Regions from separate parts of the Homo sapiens genome. Here all the other regions are linked to region 1. Evidence: chromatin contacts called from ENCODE Hi-C or POLR2A ChIA-PET data. All regions are on one chromosome and are shown on one strand. The core of a region is the stretch at or near the end of the contact, and the rest is flanking DNA. Distances in the headings are between cores, read along the strand shown. Region 1 holds the start of CEP192 (centrosomal protein 192). Region 2 holds the start of PRELID3A (PRELI domain containing 3A). Region 3 holds the start of TUBB6 (tubulin beta 6 class V).

What was found. A loop is a pair of places that touch in the nucleus more often than their neighbours do. ChIA-PET counts read pairs that join two places held with the same protein, here RNA polymerase II (POLR2A). Pooled maps may share reads with other maps.
Region 2: a loop to region 1 is called in a pooled map, with 6 times the contacts of the local background. The contact joins the promoter of PRELID3A here to the promoter of CEP192 in region 1. A Hi-C loop is called at or near these places in 8 of 50 pooled maps. POLR2A ChIA-PET finds 5 or more read pairs at or near these places in 5 of 52 experiments (B cell, GM12878, OCI-LY7 and 2 more).
Region 3: a pooled map shows a loop between it and region 1 (5-fold over the local background). The contact joins the promoter of TUBB6 here to the promoter of CEP192 in region 1. A Hi-C loop is called at or near these places in 6 of 50 pooled maps.

What each region holds. Positions count from the first base shown.
Region 1 is chr18:12,989,875-12,993,816 of GRCh38, reverse strand. CEP192 (centrosomal protein 192) reads right to left here and starts at 2,455. Exons shown (of 45, transcript NM_032142.4): 1 at 2,380-2,455. RefSeq lists a silencer at 2,194-2,273 and enhancers at 2,754-3,133, 3,524-3,942.
Region 2 is chr18:12,406,488-12,410,325 of GRCh38, reverse strand. PRELID3A (PRELI domain containing 3A) reads right to left here and starts at 2,397. Exons shown (of 7, transcript NM_001142405.2): 1 at 2,319-2,397. The coding sequence starts at 2,350. RefSeq lists enhancers at 1,570-1,819, 1,677-2,336, 2,337-2,998 and a silencer at 2,020-2,599.
Region 3 is chr18:12,306,692-12,310,387 of GRCh38, reverse strand. TUBB6 (tubulin beta 6 class V) reads right to left here and starts at 2,147. Exons shown (of 4, transcript NM_032525.3): 1 at 2,039-2,147; 2 at 1,593-1,701. The coding sequence starts at 2,095. RefSeq lists silencers at 1,612-1,961, 1,982-2,081, 2,172-2,661.

The sequences.
Region 1 (3,942 bases), core at 1,206-3,705:
TCTAATCCCCATGTCAAATTTGTAAGGTAGCCATCATCCCTATTATTGAGGAAACTGAGGCTGAAAGAGAGAATTAAGAGACGTTTCCAGTCCACATAGCACAAATGAGGCCAGAGGATTCCCACCTAGGCAAGTCTGGCCCCAGGGTATTCTTTCCTCTGCACTAATTCCACCTCCTGGTGGTGCATGCCTTGGAGTCCCAGCTACTCAGGAGGCCACGGTGGAAGGACAGCATGAGCCCAAAAGTTTGAGGCTGCAGTGAGCTATGACCATGCATGTGAATAGCCACTGCAATCCAGCCTAGGCAACAAAGTGAGACCCTGTCTTAAATAAATATACAGGAGCATATGCATCAGTTATATGTAAATACTACACCAATCTATGTAAGGAACTTGAGCATCCAGAGGATTCTGGCATCCTGGGGCAAGGGCAGGTCCTGGAACCAATCCCATGGATAACCTGAGGGAACGACCATACTTCCAAATGGCTCTCTGACATCTACCTTACCCCCGAATGCAATACAAAATACAAAACCAAACTTGTTACCTTTCCTCCATTCATTCCCGCCGTTATCTTTAGTCTTCACCCAAATCCATCCCTATTAACTGGCAATACAAGCCTGACACCTAGGACCATCCTGATCCCTCCTGCTCTCTCACCAAATTCTAATGCTTCTAACGTCAAATACACTTCTGGAGCTGAGACCCACTTCTATATTCCTAATGCCCGTTGCCCATCACTTTTTATTCTGAACTATCACACGAGTCTCCCAACTAGCCTCCCCAAGTCTAGCCTTGTAATTACTAAGTTATTCATTCATATACAGACATGTAAACTATTAAAATTTATAGAAAACTCTTCAACAGTTGTCCCTATTTAGAAGGGCCTAATCCAAAGAAAACTCAGAAATTATGCAAAGGTCATTCATGCAACATTCATTATCAAACACAAACCATGAAGAACCCTCTACTTGGCACCAAGAATGCAAAGATAAATAAGGCAGCTCCCCTCAGGGAGCTGACAATCCCTGTCAACTACGATAGTGTTAAGTGCTTCAACAGAGCTTTGCTAAGGGTGCAAAGGTAACAAAACCCACGGGAAGATTCCTCAAGATGTAACCTAATACCTAGTCTCTTCTCCAGAAAAGATTACACTTGTAAACCATTCATGGACATAACACATTCCTAAAGGAAATTTCCTTTAATTTCTCACATTATTGCATTACCCACCCCTCCTCCATCATCTCAAGTGAAGACAATATTTTTCTTCTATCCTATTTGAACTGAGTGGCTATATTTGCAATTTCTCTTGCTATTTCCTTAAAGTAGTGACCTCAAATTTCACATCTGGACTCACTAATTACATTCCTAGGTACATAAAAGATTACTGACTATAGTCATTAATCGTAGGTCTATGTATACAATTAAACACATTTAAAAGCACACGCCGTGGAACCCAAAGCCGAGTCAAACTTCCCCAAAACTCATCATTTACTCTTGGCACTTTAAGATATACTTTAAAACTAGGTAGGCATTTGGTATATTATTGTTCAAGGCTTGCCGTTTTTGCCTAGAAAACTGAAATTTGGAGAAAAAGTTGATTTTGGAGCAGTAAAAACGCCAGTCGAATGACCTCAAAATAGTAAGAGCAAATGGAAATATGGTCATATAAACAGCTGTTCTCCAAACGACTGACTTGAAGAGGTCCTCATGTTTTACTAAACAAACTCTGAAAGTAACAGCAAAGTAAAAGTAGAGTGTATTAACATTCGTCTCATTTCACGTTCTGTTGATAATGAAATCATAGGCAAGGAATGTAGGTAAACTATTAGGAATAAATGAACGCAACCTAGCAGAAACCAAATCAAGTGAGTAAACGGAAGACAAGGGCATTAAGTTAAGTTAACAAGGTTACTTCCTGGGTCAGAATTTTAAACAAAAAGGAGGAACAGAACCGCCCATCACAGGGCACATAAAGGAAACATCACCGGTCACTTCACAAGCACACTGCAAGAAACTCCAGAGGGTAGCACGGAGAGGGCCTGTCCCTCAAGAGGTGGAAGTCCCCAGACAAGAGGGGAGGAAAGAAGGACGTGATCCCCTAACAGTCTGTCTCATCACGCCCGGCCAAAGCCCGATGACACAGAGGCGTGCAATTAATCCCAACCAGGCGGAGCTCAGCTCAGAGGCTGCGCCAGGCGCAGAGGCGCGGGAAGCGCGGCAGTCCCCTTGCTCGCGCCCTGAGGCCGCCCCACAGCCTGCGCCCCCACCCGGCCCAACCGTCACTGTCCCGTCGGTCCGGCAGCCGAAACGTAGGCCAAAGGTGCATGCGTCTGCCTCCCGCCTAGGCGCAGGCCGAGGCACCAGCGTCCCCCCTCACCGAGCCCGCGTCCCCGACTTCGGAGGGCAGTGTGCAGCGGGAAAGTCCACGGACTGAAGAGGTGTCCCAGGGCACTGCAAGTGCGCGTGCGCGTGGCCCCCGCACCGGCTGGAGCCCGGAACGGCCGTACCGCGCCCGCCTCTGGTTTACGTCTGTTCGCGGCACCAGGCAAGGGGAGGAGACTGAGCTGGCTTTTGATTGGACAGCGGGAAGACATGGGGCGGGAAGAAGCCCGGTGATTGGTGGGGACAGCGCGTTCCTGGATTTGAAGCGAGGAAGCCGCGCGCCCTGCGAGTCCGGAGGAGGAAATGGAGCTCTGCGCTGCGTGGGACCCGGGGGACGGCTCCCGTTGGCGCCGCCTTCAAGGTCTTGGCGAATTTGAAAATAATGCTTACTTTATTCAGTTTGGGTCTCCAGGGCACCGCCAGTCACTCTATGCGCAAAGAAGTATCCCCCGCCAACAAATCCCCCCCGATAGGTTTCGTCCTTCCGTGGGCAGATGCAGACCTTTCCTGTTGGTAGGCGCTGAAAGGCGTCAGGTTTCACCTTCAATCAGCTAATTCCTCGGGATCCAAGTTTCATGACATTTCGCCACATCTAGTCGCCTCTTTGTGACAGAGTAGGCTTTGTCTCGATTGCTTCCTACTTTTCTCCATCCTTCTTAGGCCACAAAACCCATCACCGCCATCTGCTCGGCACAGGCCCTTAACTACTTCACTGAGACCATGCCTTTCACTCAAAATGTATCTCAGTCTTTTTCAGTAAGGTCCCTTATCTCAAAATTTATTCCATATAGTCACAGAGGGAAAAGAGTCCCTCTTTTCCAAAGCTAACTCCTTAACTTCGTTCAAGTTACTGAAAGATGTCCGGCGCACCTTGGAGGAAAGAAGAGGGAAAACGCAAAGTTTAGAAGTCCCTAGACCTGAGGTTACTTGGTGGGGAAAGACGTCTGTTTACTTGACCACTTTCTACCTCCTGCAAACATGGCTCACCTGTCATTCTTGGATATCCTCTCCACTGGTTTCCTTCTCTCTGCCTACAAAAATGCAGCACCTCTCTACCCAAACACACACACCACACACCCATACACCACACACACCACTCACACCACAAACCACACACACCCACATATGCACCACACACACGTGTGTGACACGTATACACACATCCATACACAACACACACCCACATACACATCACCCACACACCACACACACCCTCCACACACAAACACCACTCAAACCACACACCCACACACACCCCTTCCTTGATTCTGTTTCATCACCTAATGACCATTCTTGTTTCCTTCCCTTAATGGTCTCCACTTTTTTTTCCATAGAGGAAGCCAGGCTTCCACTTTTTACACCTTATTTTGACGCATTTCATGGTGTCTAGCTGGGTCCTTAAAACTTTATCAGGAATAGACTCCTAATTGTCAAACTCAGTGATATCTCCACAGTTCGACACCTCTTCTTGGAACCCTGCAGCCTTGGTATTTGCAAAGAGTAATTACCTTTATTCTACCTTTGTCCACACTCAGTGAGCAAAGATAAATGCAGAAAA
Region 2 (3,838 bases), core at 1,148-3,647, 580 kb after region 1:
CCAGGGATGACCGGGATTCCTTTGGTGGATAGCTGCCCCTGTCCTGGAAGGACATCTGATCTCCATGTAAGATTCCTCACCCCTTCCGAGCACCTGCTAGGCGCCGGGCCCCGGCGGGGTGCCAGGAATACAAAATGAATGATGGGAGAAATGAAATACTGACACTCTACCACATGGTGAGCCTCAAGAAAATCATGCTAAGTGAAAGCAGACAGACACAAAACACCCCATATTGCAGGATGACATTTACATGCAATGTCCCAACAAGGCAAATTCATAGAAACAGAAAAGATTCCTGGTTGCCTGGGGCAGGGGTGAAAATGGGGTAAAATGTGAAGCTAATGAGCATGGGGCACCTCTGCAGGAGGACAGAAGTGTTCTAAGACTGGACTGTGTGTGTGATGGTCATACTTAGCAAAACTTAATGAATTATACACTTAAAATGTGTATAATTTTATGGTATGTAAAGTATCCTTCGGTAAAGCTTAAAAAAAATAAATGGGAGTTAGCAGCTGCAACAATTTTCAAAAGCATCAACTGTGATTTTTCACAGCTAGCTATTCATTTGTGCTTGTCCACAGACATTTCACAAACCTCTAGGGCAGACCTCGGCCATTCCATGAGAAAACTGAGCCCCAACCACCTGGCACTCCTGGTATGCAATGACTTAACTGTCCACAGCATCCAGACGGCTCAGTGATGCCCCCATCCTTGTTGCTGATGGAAACCCACTTGAGAAACACTGCAAGCCATACAAAAAATTAGATCCCATCAAGTCTAAAGACTTCATGAAAAATAATTTCAGAGGTTTTGAAACCACTTGATATATTTTTATTATAATTTTACATGTTTAAAGTCAGGCCAGTCACGGTGGCTCACACCTATAATCCCAGCACTTTGGGAGGCCGAGGCGGGTGGATCACCTGAGGTCAGGAGCTCGAGACCAGCCTGGCCAACATGGCGAAACCCTGTTTCTACTAAAAATACAAAAATTAGCCGGGCGTGATGGCCCACACCTGTAGTCCCAGCTACTCAGGAGGCTGAGGCACGAGAATCACTTGAACCCAGGAGGGGGAGGTTACAGTGAGCCAAGATCGCGCCATTGCACTCCAACCTGGGTGACCCAGCGAGCCTATGTCTCAAAAAAAAAAAAAAAAAAAAAAAAACCCAGCCTGGGTGACAGAATGAGACTCTGTCTCGAAAAAAATAAATAAAAAGAGTCAAAGGATGACAATTTCCTTCCACGCAGTACTTTTTTTCCCCCCAAAATAAAATATTTAATGCTTAAGTGAGGTCAGATAATTAAAAAATCTTTGTTGCTGTAAATAAACATTAAAGAATAATTTCAGTGTGTCACAGATCACTGACTTAAGGAAAAGATACCACTTAGGTTAGGAGGGCACTTTTTTCTTCTTTTTATTTGCACAATTCTATGGAGTATATGTGCAATTTCGTTACATGCATAAATTTCGTAGTGGTCAAGTCAGGACTTCTAGGGTATGCATTACCCGGGAAGGTGTCTTGCACCCATTAAGCAATTCTCATTATCCTCCCTGCACCCACCCCCTCACCCTTCAGAGTCTCCATCATCTGACGTTCCACTCTCCACATCCATGTGAACACATTCTTAAGCACCCACTTAGGAGTGGGAACATGCGATACTTGTCTTTCTGGGCCTGGCTTCACTTAAGATAATGACCTCCACTTCCATCCGTGTGCCGGGGGAGCATTTTTAAACAGTTCGAGGTTTTCCACGCTAGCTTGGAGGCCTTCCATGCCTACAAGTGAGTTCAGAGCCAGGGCCCCCGAAATGCCTTCTGCCCCTTTAGCTTCCTCCAGAGCTCACAGCCCGCCGTGGGCCCTCCGTGAAACGCGCGGAAGGTTTATGACAATCTCAGCAAAGGCGCCAGCTTGCAGGCCTCTCCCCTGCCCTGCTCCCGACCCCAAGGAGAGCAGCGAGCGCCAGGCCCCCGGCCGCCCCCCCGGCTCCGGCCGCCCCCGCCCCGGCCGCCCCCGCTCCGGCTGCCCCCGCCCTGGCTGTCGACCACCAGCGGGGCCTCTGTGCCTGCAGCCAGGCCCCTGCGCACGCCGGGGGAGAGGCCGTACCCGGCGCAGAGCCTCGCCCAGACCGCGGTCCCGGGGAAGCGCGCGTGCCCTCTCCGGGACGCCGAAGTTGCGGTCTGGGAACGGCCGGCGCGGGGCGGGGATCTCCGCGAGGCCCGCTGTGAGGTCCGGCCTTTCCTGGACCGCTCCAGCCGGGCTCGGGAGCAGGAGCCGGCGTCTGGACGGCCCCACCGCGGCCCTCAGCCCGGCCTCACCCAAACACGTGCTCCGAGCTCCAGATCTTCATTGCCGCCGGCGCAGGGCGCGGGCTCTGCGATCCGGGCCGGGTGCTTCGGGCCGCGCGGCTCCGGGCGCGGCGTGGGCGGGGCCTCGATGGGCGGGGCGCCCTTGGATGCCGCCCACCCCGTCTGGTGGCTAGGCTGGCTGCAGCGGCTAAAAATAGCTCTGCGGGCGCGGCTGTGGCGCAGCCCCAGACCTGCGCTGCTACCCTGGGGTGCGCGATGCGCGCTTGCTGCAGATGCCGCGGGCGTAGGAGGCGACGCTCGTCCTTACTCCCACTGTCCAAATTCTCCCAAGGCCCTGTCCAGCTACGCCGGTTTGTACTGTCGGGGACGTGTGATGAAAAACAAACCTGCCAACCCTCAAAACTCCACTGCAGTTTGGGTCTTGAACAAACATTAAACCAGCATGTGAGGCCGGGCGCGGTGGCTCACGCCTGTAATCCCAGCACTTTGGGAGGCCGAGGCGGGCGGATCACGAGGTCAGGAGATCAAGACCATCCTGGCTAACACGGTGAAACCCCGTCTCTACTAAAAATACAAAAAATTAGCCGGGCGTGGTGGCGGGCGCCTGTAGTACCAGCTGCTCGGGAGGCTGAGGCAGGAGAATGGCGTGAACCCGGGAGGCGGAGCTTGCAGTGAGCCGAGATCCCGCCACTGCACTCCAGCCTGGGCAACAGAGCGAGACTCCGTCTCAAACAAAACAAAACAAAACAAAACAAAACAAAACAAAACCAGCATGTGATGTGCATCACAAGCAATCCGCCAAATAGGCTGCAAAGACAGAAATCTCAGCCTGTATCAAACAGCCGGGAGGATGCAACCTACCCCACGCATGCTCCCGAGGTAAACGAGACAGCCCTCCGGGGAGGGGACTCCACTACACCATTTGTCGCAGAGTTCATCCTAAATTCGCCTGATGATGGAGTGGCCATTGGTAAATGCAGTGGCCATTTGCGTTTGCTAATTGCCTTTATCCAAAGGAAAAATGAATTTTCATACCTTTATGACAGGAGGTAGGTTTACAATTTGAAGCCAGGTGCTCTCTGGTAGCTGGGCTCCTACCCTCCCACAAAACTGGGAGACGGGGATGACATTTCAAAGAGATGACTCCCAAGTCCTTGAGAAAATACATTCTTGAGTTATAAAACTGGGGGGAAATCTTATTTAGCTTTAAAAAAATGTACGTGTATCTCAAAAAGAATTTGTGATTACAACTTGGCAAATCCTCTAAGGAAAAAGAGTCTCCCTTTCGCATAAACTACTTTTTAGCTTTGCAAAGTACCCTGCACTGCCACAAACGAAGTTGAAGTGCACGGAAGTGAGATGCTTGTTCTAAGAAGAGGGTACTCTTCTCCAGGATGAGATAGGGCGAGAGGGCAGGGCCCTTGTCTGAGTCGGCTGAGTCTCAGCCTAGAGCAGCGCCTGGCGCCCCTGGGGCGTCCGTGGGCGTGGGGAGCGCATTTGTGCAGTGAGGCAGGGAAGTGGAAGAGCAC
Region 3 (3,696 bases), core at 898-3,397, 680 kb after region 1:
TCCCAAGTAGCTGGGACCACAGGTGCCCACCACCACGCCCGGCTAATTTTTTTTGTATTTTCAGTAGAGATGGGGTTTCACCGTGTTAGCCAGGATGGTCTCGATCTCCTGACCTTGTGATCTGCCCACCTCGGCCTCCCAAAGTGCTGGGATTACAGGGGTGAGCCACCGTGCCTGGCCGAAACCCTGTCTCTTAAAAAAAAGAAAGAAAAAAAATCCTAGAACCTTAACACTGGAATGAGGAACGAGTCCAGGCATGACCTGGCAGAGGAGGTTCCAGGAAGAGGCAGGATGAGAAATCAAGTCCCCTGACTTCCTGCCTACTGTATTTTCCAGCTCACCCTGACACCTCTTTCCTGTTAGGAAGTTTTACAACTTTAGCTCCATGGAAATAAACTAGGTATTTACAGCAAATTGCCAGGTTTGGATGAAATTCTCTGCTTTGTGACACCTCCCCCATGCATACACATACATGTGCCCATGTGCAGTCTGAGAACCTTGTTACCCGGAGCACGCCACTGGCTGTTTCCCCAGAGTCACTCTCATTTTGAGTCAGAGTGTTCTTGTGTGGAAATTTCATGCCAATTGGGCTAGAACTTGTTCCCGGTGAGGACACGGTTAATATGATTCCAGATAGGACCTGCTCTTCAACTCCTGTCCTGCAGTGCACTCGCCAAGATCGAAAATGGATGTACCCAAGCTGGGTGAGGGATTAACATGAAGTGCAGTGTATACTGGAACTATCCTTAGTGTCCTCTAGAAATTTCATCTTCCATGCCCTGATGTTCCCAGCCTTTTGTCATTGCTGCGTAAATGAATAAAACTCCACTCGTTGCTGAGAACTGCCTGGAGTTTCAGCTTCCAGGGAGGTTAAAGTCTTTTTAGAGGTCTGCAAGGGACCAGAAAAGTCACTTAAGAGAGCGTTTCTCAAATTTTTAGCCAAGAATCCCCAATAAGAGATACGTTTTAAACTGGGGGGGGGGGGGGGGAAGCTTTGTTTTTCCCAAGGATCCTTGAGAAACGCTCTAATTTATTCTAACAGGGTCTCGCTCTGTCACCCAGGCTGGAGTGCAGTGGCGCGATCACAGCTCACTGCAGCCTCGACCTCCTGAGCTCAAGCCCTCAGTTAACTGGTACTACAGGGGTGGGCCACCAAGCCCGGCTAATTTTAAAATTGTTGTAGAGATCGGGGCGGGAGGGGGGCGGGGGGTGGTCTCCTATGCTGCCCAGGCTGGTCCTGAACTCCTGGCCCCAAATGATCCTCCAGTCTCGGCCTCCCAAAGCGCTGGGATTAGAGGCTTGAGCCACCGCGCCCGGCTAGACAGAGAAGGCTGGGCAGGAACCGCTACGTTGATTTCACAACGCTAACGGGTGGTCCCGTTCAAGCGCTCAGACCCTCAGGATAGGCTGAATCGAGCTGTTTGAATAAACTGACGGCGGATTTCCCGCCCCGGAGGAGCGAAGGGAGTGGCCGGGCATCCTGCTACACCCCGAGAGAACTTTTCCCGAAGCAAACTCGCCGCGCTAAGAGGCGGCGCCGGAGCGTCCACGCGGGTCCCGGCCGGGCAGGGCGCGGCGGCCTTGCTACTCACACGATGACTCATTGTAGTAGACGTTGATTCTCTCCAGCTGCAGCGCCGAGTCTCCCACGTAGCCTCCGGCCGGGTCGATGCCGTGCTCATCGCTGATCACTTCCCAAAACTTGGGCAGGGCAAGGCGGGGGGACAGACGCTCAGAACCCAGAGCCCGGGACGCCGCCACCCGCGCCCACCCCAGGCGCCCCGGCGGCCGAATTCCAGGCGCGCCTGAGCCGCCGGCAGCCGCTCCCAGTTGGGATGGGGGTGGGGAGCGAAGAGTAGAAGGTCCCCGGCCGGCCACGCCCCGGGCGCTCCCTCCCTGCGGCCCTCGCGGGTCCGCACCGGGCTCCGAGGACCCAGGGGCGCACAGCGGGTGCGCGCCCCGGCGGGGGTCGCGCCGGGAGACCCGGGGCCCGCCAGCAGCCGACCCGCGGAGAGGCCCTGCACCGCGCCAGGCCCACCTTGGTGCCGATCTGGTTCCCGCACTGGCCCGCCTGGATGTGCACGATCTCCCTCATGGCGGGCGCGGCTCTGCGCTAGGAACTGGCTCTGCGGACGACAGCGGCAACTGCGGGCCGGCTGCGCGCGTCCCGGGGCCGACCCTCCGCGCCCCCGCCCCCGCCCCGCCGCTCGCCAATGGCTGCGGGCCCCGCCCCGCCGCCCCCGCTCGACGCCGCGGCCCGGCCTGCAGCAGCCGAGGGAGGACGCGCGGGCGCCAGTCGGGGGACCCTTGCCGGGAGCCGGGCGGAAAAGGACGGGCCCGGAGCTGGCGGGGAGGAGACGGGAAGGAGCGCGGCGCCCGCCCCCACCACCGTTTCGCTGCCCCTTGTGGTGCCCCGCCAGAGGGAGACGCGAGTCGGGCCCTGGCGTCGGGGCAGCGGAGCCGACGTGGCCCGCGGGGTCCCAGCGCCGCGCCCGGGAGCATTGCAGCCGCCCGCGCCCAGTCCAGCCAAGCCGGGACACTGCCCTGGGGTTCGGCGGTGGAGCTTTTCAGGGTCTCTGCCCCCTGCCCCCCACCCCCCGGTCGCACCCCGGGCACACGTTCTTAGGGCCTCTTCGTCCTGGTGTTTCCGTCTCCGGAGATACAGAGGCCATTCCTCTCCGACGACTCCCACCCCTTTGGAACCGGGTTTAGCTAAAGTGACTACAGGGCTGGATCCGAAAATGAACACCTCCTGCGCCGGGTCTATGCAGCCTACTCCTCGCGCGTTAGCGAAGAAATGCGCTTCGGCCTGGGAGGGCGCGCCAGAGTCCGTCTTCCTGGCCAGTTTTGTGTGGTGGAAAGGAATGACTGCTGATGCCGGCCGGGTGACTTGGATTTTAATTCTAGCTGTTTTCAGTTAGCTCTGCGCTTCAGCGGACTCCTCTGTTAACGGAAAAGGTTATCCTAGGGGAGCCTTTCAGCCTCCAAAATGCGGGATGCTCTGGCCTCTGCAGTCAGAATGTGCATGCATCAGGGCTTTTGCGGAAGTTTCCTCACGTGAACGCTGCAGGCTGGGACCACCGGGGTAGCCTCTGCGTCCCCTCCCAGGCCCGTAGAAACGCCGCACATGAGGAAGCGACGATGTTCTGTAATTTGCACTGGCACTTTCTTTTTAGACAGATGAAAACTTTGGGAAATTCCTAATTGTGTGTGTGCATGTTTGTACGTTTGGAAGGGAGTGGAGAACTTTTAAAAGTTTTTCTTCTGGAGTTTTGCAAATGTTTCCAAATTGAGGAATTTTTTTTTTTAACCCTTGGGTCCCCGCCTCCCCACTGCTCTCTCCACCCCAGTGCTGCTCCTCGGCCTTCTTGTGGGTCCCCACACCTCTTTACACAGCCACACGCCCAGGGAGCAGATGAGGAGGCCACAGCCCAGCCCCTGCGCTCCCATTTCAAACTATGAGCCTGAGATTAATCAGCCACCTTCTCCTGAGTCCTCAACACCCTTATTTAGGCTGTTTGTTTCCATTGCTTAATTATTGACTCCAACGAGTGCTACCTTAACCCATCCTGCCGGCCCGAAGTCTAGTGTGGGGAGCCCGAGAGCGGAGGGCCTGTGCCATCCCTGGAAGAACCCTTCCTCCAGCTTTAGTCTCTCTCTCTAAGAAATCCAGCCATCAAGTGGTTTAAAAGAAAG